Linked DNA regions of Homo sapiens: region 1 is linked to region 2. A link is a contact called in ENCODE Hi-C or POLR2A ChIA-PET data. All regions are on one chromosome and are shown on one strand. Each heading gives the region's core, a stretch centred on a gene start or an enhancer-like site at or near the end of the contact. The rest is flanking DNA. Distances are from core to core; before and after follow the strand shown.

What was found. Hi-C counts contacts between places; a loop is a spot of excess contacts on that map. ChIA-PET counts read pairs that join two places held with the same protein, here RNA polymerase II (POLR2A). Pooled maps may share reads with other maps.
Region 1: a loop to region 2 is called in a pooled map, with 14 times the contacts of the local background. The contact joins the promoter of PPP1R13B here to the promoter of MARK3 in region 2. A Hi-C loop is called at or near these places in 9 of 50 pooled maps. POLR2A ChIA-PET finds 5 or more read pairs at or near these places in 2 of 52 experiments (GM10248 and activated CD4-positive, alpha-beta T cell).

The regions. Positions count from the first base shown.
Region 1 is chr14:103,843,707-103,849,806 of GRCh38, reverse strand. It overlaps PPP1R13B (protein phosphatase 1 regulatory subunit 13B), which reads left to right and starts at 2,232. Exons shown (of 17, transcript NM_015316.3): 1 at 2,232-2,508. The coding sequence starts at 2,500. It overlaps PPP1R13B-DT (PPP1R13B divergent transcript), which reads right to left and starts at 2,086. Exons shown (of 3, transcript NR_038436.1): 1 at 2,064-2,086. RefSeq lists silencers at 1,673-1,742, 1,763-1,892, 1,913-2,352, 2,523-2,722.
Region 2 is chr14:103,382,054-103,388,065 of GRCh38, reverse strand. MARK3 (microtubule affinity regulating kinase 3) reads right to left here and starts at 2,651. Exons shown (of 18, transcript NM_001128918.3): 1 at 1,986-2,651. The coding sequence starts at 2,036. RefSeq lists enhancers at 1,715-1,904, 1,845-2,834, 2,835-3,826 and a silencer at 2,185-2,374.

The sequences.
Region 1 (6,100 bases), core at 983-3,482, 460 kb before region 2:
AACTTTGGTCTGTGTAATGGAGAGACACAGAAGGGCTTTACAGGGTTGGGCCGTGTGTGCTCCAGGAAGATGGAGGGCAGGGGCGTGTTGGGAATGGTGGGGGCGTGGAGGCTAGAGCAGTGGGCTTATAATGAATGAGCTTGGTCCAGGTGGGAGGTGATGGGCCGATGCCTGGAGGTGGCAGGCTGGGTGGAGAGGAGGATGGGGACCAGCGGGAAGGACTTGAGGGGGAGCTGACCAGCCTGCCTCAAATGGACCCTTACCTGGAGGATATAGGATGCTTTGGTGTGAGGCACGGTAGCTGCCACTGTCTGTGCCCACAGGTCCTGCAGGCAAGAGGGGAGCCCTTGTGCCAATGCTTCCCTTCCTGGAAGAGCAGGCTCATTTGGATCACCTTACCCCGGGGGGCACCTCTCTGAAGAGCCTTGGCAAAACCTGTCCTTTGTCAGGCTTCGTGGGCCAGAAGTACCCCTTCGTGACTCAGGGACATCAGCTGTCAAAGCTGGGGAAACCAAGGCCCAGAGAAGGAGTGCAAGTTGCCTAAGGCCCCACAGGAGGTCAGAAGCAGAGCAGCTAGAATTAGAACTTAAGTATGTCTCTGACTTTCAGCCTAGGATCACTCATTATCTAGAGCCTCCTCTTCTCTCCAAACTCTGCTCCCAGAAGAGGGGTGTCATTAGCCATTCATGCCCAGGTGTGGATAGGTTTAAAAATCCCAGGGACGTCTGTACACTAAGCCTCCTTGCTAATCACGGCCCAACTACAGAATGCTATTTATGGAACAGCTACCACGTGCCACAAATTGTGCTGGGCGCTTTCCATCCCTCGCATCCGAAAAAGCCTCTTGACACGAGGCAGGCACTATTATCCCTACACTCTCCCATCACAGAGACAAGCACACTACGATGCAGAGAAGATGCGGCTTGTTTAGGATCCCAGGCGAGGGTGTGGCGGAGGCGGTGCTGAACCAAGTCTGTCTAACTGGAAAGTCCACACTCGCAAACACGAGCCCCCGTGGCCTCTGAGGGACAGGGGTGGCTCCCCAGGAATGGGCTGGTGGGAGCTCCCTGGCCTCCTCCCTTGCTCTGCCCCCACTCTGCAGCAGCCAGAAGCCTCTCCGAGAACCAGACAGGCTCCAGACTGACCCTGACCTCGCGGCGGCCTTCTCCACTGGGCCGGCGCTTCCCAGGGCGGCTTACGCCTTCTGTGTCTGGGGCCATCCGCAGACCTTGCCTTCTGATGCCCGTGGGAGTTCGGTGCTGCCGCGGGGAGCACCTCAGTCCCCCTGTCTGCTCTCCGCCGCGGTCCGGGCGAATGGCACCATGTGGGGGGCCCCGAGCGGGTGCCTACCCCCCTGGCAGCCTTTACTGAGGGTCTGCTCAGGGCCCTGCCCAGGGCTCTGTCACTCCGGCGCTCAGGCCCGAGGGGGCGGCGCCTCTGGAGACGGGACTGCAGGGAGAGACCCAGGCCCTGGAGACGAGGACCGGACCCTCCCCGGGGACGCTGGAGCTGGACCTCGAGGGATGCTGGCGCAGGTGGGCACAGGTGGCACAGGTGGGCGCGGGGTTCTAGGCGGGAGATCGCTCGGGCGAAGGCCAAGGCTCGGGAGCTGGTGCGGGGGGCGCGGCCCCGAGAGCCGCGGAAGACGCCGGTGGGGGAGAAGCAGGTGCCAGCCAAGGGCGTCGGGCCGGGGCTGGTTCCGAGCGCGCGGCCTCGGGTCACATGCTCGCTCCGGGGGCCCCCCGCGCCCCTCCCACTGGCCTCTGGGCCGCAGCCCCACGGCGCGCCGGCAGCCGGGGGTCAGGCCGCGGTCAGAGTGCGGGCGCGCGCCGTCGCCGCAGGGACGCTCCCGGCCCACAGTCGGCCCCCGGGAGCCCGGGTTCGAGTCCCGGCCCTGCCGTGATCCGCTGCGGGACCCGGGCCGGCCCTTCCCTGTCGGGCCTCAGTCCTCCCACCGTCCGCGGTCTTCCCTAGTCGGGGCTCACGCAAGGGCGGGGGAGGCCACCGGTGCCCACTGCGCGTCCGCCCCTCCCCCGCCGCCGGGAGCGCGGACGCGCACGCACCTGGCCGCCGCTGAGAGCGAGGGTAGCGGGCGGAGCCGGGAAGCCCCGCCCCTCTCCCCGCCCCCGCTCCCACCGGGCCAATCAGAGGGGGCTACGGGACCCGTGCGGGGCGTCGCGCTGGGGGCGGGGCCTGCGGGGGCTGAAGAGCGAGCCGGGCGGGCGGGCCGCAGGCTGTCGGGCTGGGGCTGAGGCTGAGGCTGAGGTTGAGGCGGCGGCGGCGGCGGCCGGGTGCCCGGGACAGCGACGCAGCGCGCCGGCGGCCGCGACAGGGCCAGCGAGAGCCCCGCAGCCCGCCGCAGCTGCCGCCTCGCCGCGGCCGGGCCGGAGAGCACGGCGGCGGGAGCGCGGCCTTAGGAGGCGGCCGGAGCGGTGGGCACAGCTCGGCGCGGAGCGTCCTGTCAGGCGGCGGCCGAGGGCGTCGCGGACTCTCCCCGCGATGATGCCGGTGGGTGAGGGCGGGCGGGAGGTGGCGGCGGCTTCCTCCGCGGGCCGCTGGCCAAACCTCCTTCCTCCCGCGGCTCCCAGCCCCCGCGGGCCGGTGCGAGGCCGGGCGGGCGGGGAAGGAAGTGGCTGGGCGGGCGCGCCCGGCCGCGGCGCCCCCCAGGCGGGCAGGTGGGGGCGGCGCCGGGCTGTCAGCGCGGGGCCGGGGCCGCCTGCGGGCCCTTCCTGCTCGGCCTCCGCGGCCGCGGGGAGAAGCAGATGCATTTGGGGCCGGTCATCTCCTCGGTCCTCTCAGGTGCGCGGTCGGACGCTGGGGCACAGGTCTGGTGGGTGGCGCAGCTGTGACCCGCCTGAAACGAACGTTCTGGGGTCGCCCTGGGAGTCGGCGGGGTGGGCACCCGCGCCCGGAGTTCCCACACTCTGCAGGCGCATTCCCGTAGCCTTCGCGGTTGTACTGAGGAAAGGTGCCGAGTGCACGGATTTGGAGAGCCATCTTAGGAATTCCCTTTTCCCGTATCTGCAATGTTGGTTCGTTTTGCTTTAACTGGTTTGTTCTCCGTGTTCTGAAGGTTGAACGAGGTTCGTTTGTAGTGGTGGTGTCTTTGTCCTGCCCTTAAGGATGCTTTCGCCTAGAAAGACATTGGCCATTAGATTTGCCATCGTCCTACCGACCCTTCCCTTTACCTATAATCTGAATAGGAGGGGATGCTGAATTCTGATTTTTAAAAATTGGCTTTTTGGGAGGTAAGCATCATGACTTATGAAAAAATGTGGGACTGGTTGTACCCAGTTGGAGAGGTATTGGTTTTCTGAGCGCCTATATCGTAAGTAAAATTCTCAAACACGTTTATAGTAAAGTAACACAGTCATTTTTTTAACCTACAATACTACGTTGAAAATCACATTTCACAGGAAAGTGCAGTTTCCCTGCATTCTCTACTTGAATATTGCCATTCTGCTATGCTGCACCCAAGGACATTTAGATTAGATCCCCCTTCTTCCTCTTTGATTTCCTTTCTCTTGATAATCTCTTCTCCCCGTTTTTAACGGATTCCAGCATGTTTTGTAGCCGGCTTTCAGCGTTTTCCAAGTCTTAAGGTTTGATCTACTTGATCCTTAGGTCTTTCTTTAGCATCAGACTTGTTGGGTTTCTAAACATTTGGTTTTAAATGAATAATTGTCTTGTAATGGAAAGAGAATTGGATGAGCATCAGAAGATCTGGGGTGAAACGCTGGTTCTTCCACTTTTTAGCTATGTGACCTTGAAGAAGTCAAGGTCTTTGAGCCTGGAATTACCTCTAAAGTAGGGATAAAAATGTACCAATATCTGAGCGCTGTCCTGAGGATCAAATAGGATGATGTATCCAAAAGTGATGGTTGAACAGAATGTCATACAAATATTTATTATTCTTAATATGGCTTTGAATTTTCAATTTCTAACTTTATAAGATAAGGCATTTGGAAACTTCCCTCCCTAATTCTCACTAGCTAGATTTTGATGAAAGGCATTATGGTGTTTCAGAATTTTGAAAGTAGTTTTAGTTAAATCCTGTAATAGTTGATTGATGCATTCATACTGTGGTGGCATTGAAGGATATCTAGAAAAATTTTGGCTGGCTTCGTCGTTGTATAATGTTTAATTATAAATATCCTGCTAAGAAACTTGGCTTACATTTTCCATATGATTCATTCAGACATCTTACCTCTATTCCACGGGAGTAGAGTTTTGAGTTCCTACCTTCACAGGTTTCCTTTTTAAGAGGTTTGTTTAGCTGGGAATTGGGGCATTTCTTCGGATTTCTCAAAACAATAAAATACTGTTTTTTAAAAAAACAGGTCTATTACCTGTTTAAAACACCGCTTTTGTTTAAAAATGCCTTTTAGAAACAGATGGTATTTCTCTTAGACTCTCATGTATGGCTTTTACTTTTGTATTTCCTTTTTGATCCCTAAAAATACTACTTGTAGGACTGAGTCCTTCCTCTATTAACACAGTTGGAGTTGGTTGTAAATTTAGTAGGAGTTTTCAGAAATGCCATTCTTACTTGGTAATATTTTAAACTATCCAAAAATGTAAATAAGATTTTTCTCGATTTATTGTATATTTGGTATTCATCATGATGATGATGAATCAAAGGAACGTTGGGTCATATTTTGCAGTTTGTGTAGAGCAGTACTGTCCAATAAAAATGTAAAGCAAGCCACAAATGCAATTTTAAATTTTGTGGTAACTACATGAAACAAGTTGAAAAAGTACTAATTTTAGTAGTATCCTTTTATTAACTTAGCATATCCAAAATATTATTTTAACACGTATTCAATATGAAAAAACCACTAATGAGATATTATACATTTTTTCTGGTACTAAGTGTCTGAAATCTGGTGTGAATCCGGTGACAGTTTGCATTTTACAGCACACACCTCAGCTCAGACTAGCACATTTCCAGTGCTCAGTAGCTACATGTGCTTAGTGACTACCATATTGGACAACATAGGCTTAGAGTATATTTTATTTTATTTGAAAATTGGCAATTAGTATATAATGTCGTGGTAACTTTTTTCTTTTTTTCTTTTTTTGTGACAGAGTCTCACTCTGTTGCCCAGGCTGGAGTGCAACATGATCTTGACTCACCGCAACCTCCACCTCCCAGGTTCGAGAGATTCTCCTGCCCCAGCCTCCTGAGTAGCTGGGATTACAGGCACCCTCCATCCTGCCTGGCTAATTTTTGTATTTTTGTAGAAACAGGGTTTCACTATGTTGGGCAGGCTGACCTTGAACTCATGACCTCAGGTGATCTGCCCACCTTGGCCTCCTAAAGTGCTGGGATTACAGGCATGAGCCACTGCGCCCGGCCATGTGGTAACTTTTAATTAATCACATGGTGTACTACAGTGCCCAGTCTCTCAGCTGTTGAGAATAAATGAGAGTGAGTGGCCAAATTCTCATCTGACACAATCAAATCTCTGTAGAAGTCTTCTATTTGCTGTCGTACAAAGTGCTGTGACTTTCCACCTTCTTTTTTTTTTTATTTTTCGAGACAGGGTTTCACTCCTGTTGCCAAGGCTGGAGTGCAATGATACGATCTCAGCTTACGGCGACCTCCGCCTCCTAGGCTCAAGTGATTCTCATGCCACAGCCTCCCGAGTAGCTGGGACCACAGACACACGCCACGGCAAACGGCTAATTTTTGTATTTTTAGTAGAGACGGGGTTTCACCTTGTTGCTCAAGCTGGTCTCGAATTTCTGAGCTTGAGTGATCTGCCCGCCCCAGCCTCCCAAAGTGCTGGGATTACAGGTGTGAGCCACCCCTCTGCCCCTGCACCTGGCCTTTCCACTTTTTTTTTTTTTTTGAGACGGAGTCTTGCTCTGTCGCCACGCTGGAGTGCAGTGGCATGACCTCGGCTCACTGCAACCTCTGCCTCCTGGGTTCAAGTGATTCTTCTGCCTCAGCCTACCAAGTAGCTCAGACTACAGGCGTGCGCCGCCACGCCCAGCTAATTTTTGTATTTTTAGTAGAGATGGGGTTTCACCACGTTGGCCAGGATTGTCTTGATCTCTTGACCTTGTGATCTGCCTGCCTCAGCCTCCCAACGTG
Region 2 (6,012 bases), core at 1,402-3,901:
TGGCTACTCAGGAGGCTGAGGCAGGAGAATCACTTGAACCCGGGAGGCGGAGGTTGCAGTGAGCCGAGATCATGCCACGGCACTCCAGCCTGGGAGACAGAGCCAGACTCCATCTCAAAAAAGAAAGAAAGAAAAAAGACCCATTTGAAATCCTTCATTATCACAAATCTGCTATGACTGTTTTTGGCTTCAGTTTAGAAAGCATGGAGCTCCTACTCTGGTTCAATGTAAGGTTTTGCTTCTCTGAGTGAAGATCAATGATCAAAACTAATCAGTTGGGCACACTGGCTCATGCCTGTAATCTCAGCACTTTGGGGAGCCGAGGCGGGTGGATCACATGAGGCCAGGAGTTCTAGACCAGCCTGGCCAACATGGTGAAACCCTGTCTCTACTAAAAATACAAAAATTAGCCGGGCGTGGTGGTGCACGCCAGTAATCCCAGCTACTCGGGAGGCTGAGGCATGATAATCACTTCAGCCTGGGAGGTGGAGGCTGCAGTGAGCCAAGATCGCACCACTGCACTCCAGCCTGGGAGACAGTCTCGGTCTGTCTCAAAAAATAAATAAGTAAATAAATAAATAAATAAACAAATAAATAAGGTTTCTTTAAAAGGACTATAAGGAAATTAGTTCCCTGACTCACCTAGTCTAAGAGTTTCTATTACTCACTCTTTATATAATTTTCTAATCTATCTCAGGTGGAGAAAGGTACATCACTGTTCTACTTACTCAGGGCCACAGAGCATTAAATATTGTATACTAATATGCTACAGGGATGCTTTAGGCTATGGTTTACGTTTACGGATTAAATTATCAAACAGCTATCCAGCAAACAAGCGGCATTTTTGAAGATCAAAATGAAAGCATTAACTCCACTAGGCCACAACATCTCAGGACATTACTGAAAGCATGAAAACACTCAAAGCAAGGAAGCATTCCCTAAGAGAAGACATTTCGTGCCAGCAATTACCTCATAACACTTTTAATGAAAGGCCAGTGAAGTTTCTTTACAAATTATTTACTAGATGTTTTACAGAATATAGTCAACAACTAGATTGAAACACTTTTGAACCCAGTGTTAGAGGAGAACAGAGTTAGAAAACGAACAGAGTCAAACGTTTCTTCAATGGAATTTCTACTACAAGTTCTCATTCTCTAGCAATGCTGTTCCTGGCATTTTGTAGTTTCACATGAACAAAATCAAAGGTTCCTTTTATAAAACCATAGCCTGTGAGCGCTGAAAGGGACCTAAGAGCTCATCTAAGCCAATCTCTTTTTAGGAAGGAGGACAGCGAAGCCCCCAGCGGGTGTCCCTCAGCTAGGCAGTGAGTGGCAGAGCAGAGCTTCACTATACATCTGCTTTTCAAAATGTTTAACCAACTCCTTCAAAAAAGATTTGTATGGAAAGGAAACTGCCTTAATAAAGGCTGCGCGCTAGTGTTTTGGAATTCCTAAGGGGACCGCAAAGATCCCTCAGTGGACACTTAGTGACTGTGATTAAATTTAGTTCCAGACCATCTTAAAGAACGAGACCGCCCACTTGACCCAATCGATTACTCTTAATCAGCACCGGTAACATATGTTATTAATGTGACAGTCTCTCAAGAACTGCCTGACCAAGTTAAAAGCAGAGTTCGGCTAAAATAAGCACTGACCACTGCAGTGATCTGACACACACGTTTGCACAATCCATTGCGCGGCAACCTGGCCTCTCAAAGCACCGATCCGTAACGCTGCAACTCCTGGGCTTTATTAACCGACTAGACTGCCGGCATAATCGATGTACTTCGCAGACCCGCCCGCGAACAGCGGGACACGGCAGACTTCTGGAGGAAACGGTCCGACCTGGCTGCCTCCTGGGTGACTACGGCCTGCCCTCTATTTCCAGAGCGTTCGGCTGGGGGGAACACCCGACTGCAAGGCACTGCCCGAGGAGCACGAATGCCACCCCGAAGGTCCGCCAACTACAACGCCCAGGTTACTTACGTTTTCAGTGTCTCGTTCATTCACCGTTGGCAATGGGGTCCTAGTGGACATTTTACTGCACTTTAATTCTGCACAATGCGAGGGTCAAAACAAAACAGCACAGCCCTAGGAGGCCGGCGACCAGCGTCCTCGAGTCCACGGCAGTTCCGAAAAGGCGCCGTGGGGAGGGCGGCTCCCTTCCCCCTACGGCCGTCTAGATCCCGGGCCTGGCCCGGGCCGTCCCCCGGCGGGTCCCGGGGCTCATTCTCTCCCTGCCTCGGCGGCCGAGGCGAGGAGACCGGGAGGGCGGCAGTGGCGGAGCCGAGCCTGCGGGCGGCGGGCTGCGCTTCGGCCCGCCGGCGTCCCCTTGCCTCAGGGCGCCCCGCGATCCTGGGCCCCCTCACCTCCTTCTCCACTCCCTCCCGTCGCACCGCGAATTTCAGCTCGCGGGCCTCCACACAGCGCCGCCGGCGGCGCCTGAAAACGAGGAGGCGGAGGAGGATGTGAAGGAAGTGGAGCGCAAGACAGGCCGCCGCGGGCTGTGGGCGCCGACCATGGAGCGGGCTGCGGAGGAGGCGCCTGCGCCCGACTGCTTCTCCCTCTCTAGCGAGCTTGCTGCCTCAGCCTCCGCCCTGCTGGCCGCCGCTGCCGCCGCCGCACCCCGGCACCTCAGAGCCTCACGGAGCCAAGATGGCCGCCCCTCGGCTTCCTCTGCTGCCTCCGGCTGCCGGAAGTGACGACAGGCCGCCACCCGGAGTCCCGCCAATCAGCATGGCCTGAGAAAGCCGGCCCGGCTGTTGTTGCTAGGGGCGACTTGGTCCAGACCTCGCCGCGGGGGCGGTGCAGAGGGCTGGATAGTGCTGGTCGGGTCTCCGCTGACTCCCGCGGGCTGCGGGTTCCTCCTGTCCCGAGCGCGCCGGCAACCGCGAAAGAGCCGAGAAACGGCTCTGGGCGACAGCCAGAGCCCTCCCGCTGAGTTGGCATTTACACACTACAGGCCTGGGTTGGCTGGATTACAGATCGAGAGCCTATTGTGCGCAAAAGTTGCGGTTGCATCCCTGGGACTGCGCTGCACCGAATGGAGCCCCAGCATTAATTAATGACAGGGCCGGGGCTACGGGAAGGCGCCGGGCTCTTGCATCCTTAACTGTGACCCGGGAGTCAGGTTCTCGCCAACAAACCTTCCCGTCTCCGGATCTGAGCAGCTGCGGGCTGGGCGCGGACCCTGAGGGCAGCAGGCGCCTCTTGCCCTCAAGGAGCTGGTGGTCAGACGGGTGACAGACCCGGACCCAGCTAAATGCCATCCGGATGGAAGAGTGCAATAACGAGGGTGGCACAAAGGGGATGGGTTTGGGGGCGAAATGAATCTGTAGAGGACCCCAGGGACCAGCTTCCAAATGCCTGTAGGGGGTTTATAAGCAGGCTTTTCTTACAGTCAGTGCGTTGCTGCTGGAAGACTGGAAGCATCTCTGGGTGCCAGCCTCGGGCCAGGCTCGGTAGATGCCTGCAGGCTGGAACACTGGAAATGCTACCTGACCTGGAAGCCTTCCTTGCCCATTCACCTCTTCACGTGCTCGGTGCCTCTACTCAGCTCCTGGCCAGCGGTGGATGGAATCCATGGGTGCAGGGTCCGAAGAGGGAGAGTAGTGTGAGATGGGGGTGACACGAACTGTTACCGAGAGTCGAGTCTACCTTGTGGGTTCATGACATTTGTTACCTCATTTAGCCTCAGGGTAACCCTATGAGATGGGCAGACACACATGCGATCCGAAGTCTAGACAGGTACAGTGACTTGGCTAAAGTACACAGGTTGGTTAGCGACAGAGCTGGGATTCTAACCTAGCTCCCAAAGCTTGGATAATAGGTAAGCCCTTGTAGTGGGGGGCTATGTCATGCTTGCTTTCCCTTTGGTCCGTTGGCATCCCAACTCTCTTGCTATGTTTGAGACATTTCTTGCTCCACGAAATATATGTTTGTTGTTGTTGTTGTTGTTGTTGTTGTTTTGGGACGGAGTTTCGCTCTGTCGCCCAGGCTGGAGTGCAGTGGCGCGATCTCCACTCACTGCAAGCTCCACCTCCCGGGTTCACGCCATTCTCCTGCCTCAGCCTCCCGAGTAGCTGGGACTGCAGGTGCCCACCACCATGCCTGGCTAATTTTTTTTGTATTTTTAGTAGAGATGCGGTTTCACCGTCTTAGCCAGGATGGTCTCGATCTCCTGACCTTGTGATCTGCCCGTCTCGGCCTCCCAAAGTGCTGGGATTACAGGCGTGAGCCACTGCGCTCGGCCAAATATATGTATCTTTAAACGCCAGATTCACTCCCAGAGAGGCCAGAGGCTCCCAATGTTAAAACACCTGAGGACTAAGGTAACACTCAGGGCTCCCATCTAACCCTCAGAGAGGAGTGGTCAGGGGGCCAAGAGTGGTTCTATTTAAAATGTGAATAGGGGCCGGGCGCGGTGGTTCACGCCTGTAATCCTAACACTTTGGGAGGCCGAGGTGGGCGGATTGCCTGAGCTCAGGAGTTTCAGACCAGCCTGGCCAACATGGTGAAACCCCATCTCTGCTAAAATACAAAAAATTAACCAAGCACGGTGGTGTGTGCCTGTAGTCCCAGCTACTAAGGAGGCTGAGGTGAGAGAATCTCTTGAACCTGGGAGGCAGAGTTGAAGTGAGCGAAGATCAGCCCACTGCACTCCAGCCTGAGCAACAGAGCAAGACTGCGTCTCAAAAAACAAAATAAAGTAAAATAAAATGTGAATAGGGAGACGGCATGCACATCTGTAATCCCAGCTACTTGGGGGCCTGAGGTGGGAGGGTCACTTGAGCCCAGGAGTTGGAGACCAGCCTGGGCAACAGAGTGAGACCTTGTCTCTACAAAAACTTAAAAAAAAAAAAAAGGCAGAAGGATGATGCCCACTGCACTCCTGCCTGGGAGACAGAGCAAGAACATGCCTCAGAAATAAATAAATAAGTAAATAAATAAATAAAGTTATTCTCTTTCTCCTTCTGGCCAAGAGGAGTTAGTGGAATTCCATTAGTTAAATGTGTGCTTCACACACTTCAACTGCAATGTTGGTTATGATAAGACGGGGTGAGCATAAGTGTTGTGGGAGACCCAAGCAGGGACATTTAGCTCAACTCGGGGGTTTGGATCAGGGAAGGCTTCCTGGGGGAGAGGATGTTTATGCTGAGTCTAAAAGCATGAGCAGAGTTAGCTGTGGGAGGATGGGTAGAAAGGACAGTTCAAGCAGAAGGATGGCCTGATGAGCACCGCAATGAGAAGCCACACGGTGGGTCTGGGTAAATATCAGGAGAGTGAGCGGTGAGAAGTGAGACTGCAGAAGGCCGGAGCCAGGCAGGGTTTGGACAGAGCATGGCACCTGGTTCTGCATCCCATCCTGATGACAGTTGGGAAAACACCCCAGAAAGGGTTTCAGCCTCAGGCAGAAGCTGCGAGAAAGTGTATGGGAAGTTCAGAACAGTCCCCATTGGCCAGAGAAGTAGCTGGGGGAGGAGGTTGCCACCCAGATGCTTTTCTCACCCAAGCCACATATGAAATAATGAGTCAGCGAATGCCAAAAGTTAGGAAATGAAGATAATAGTACTTAACTCAAGATGCTTCTGGGTTTTGTAAAAGCTAGAATTAAACGCCTTGAACTTTTCCTTGCACTTATGTTAAATGACATCATGACACTATAAAGAGTGGGAGATGGGTGTGTGTGTTTCTTTTTTCTTCTTTCTTTCTCTCTTTCTTTCTTTCTCTTTGTCTCTTTCTTGCCCTGCCTGCCTGCCTTTTTCTCTCTTTCCTCCCTCCCTCCCTCCCTTCCTCTCTCTTTTTCCCCTTCCTTCCTCCCTCCCTCCCTCCCTCCCTTCCATCCATCCTTCCTTCCTTCCTTCCTTCCTTCCTTCCTTCCTTCTTCCTTCCTTCCTTTGTTGTTGCTTGAGCCAGACAGGGTCTTGCTCTCTTGTCCAGGCTGGGGCACTGTGGTGTGATCATAGCTCACTGCAGCCTTGAACTCCGGGGCTCAAGTGATTCTTTGCCTCAG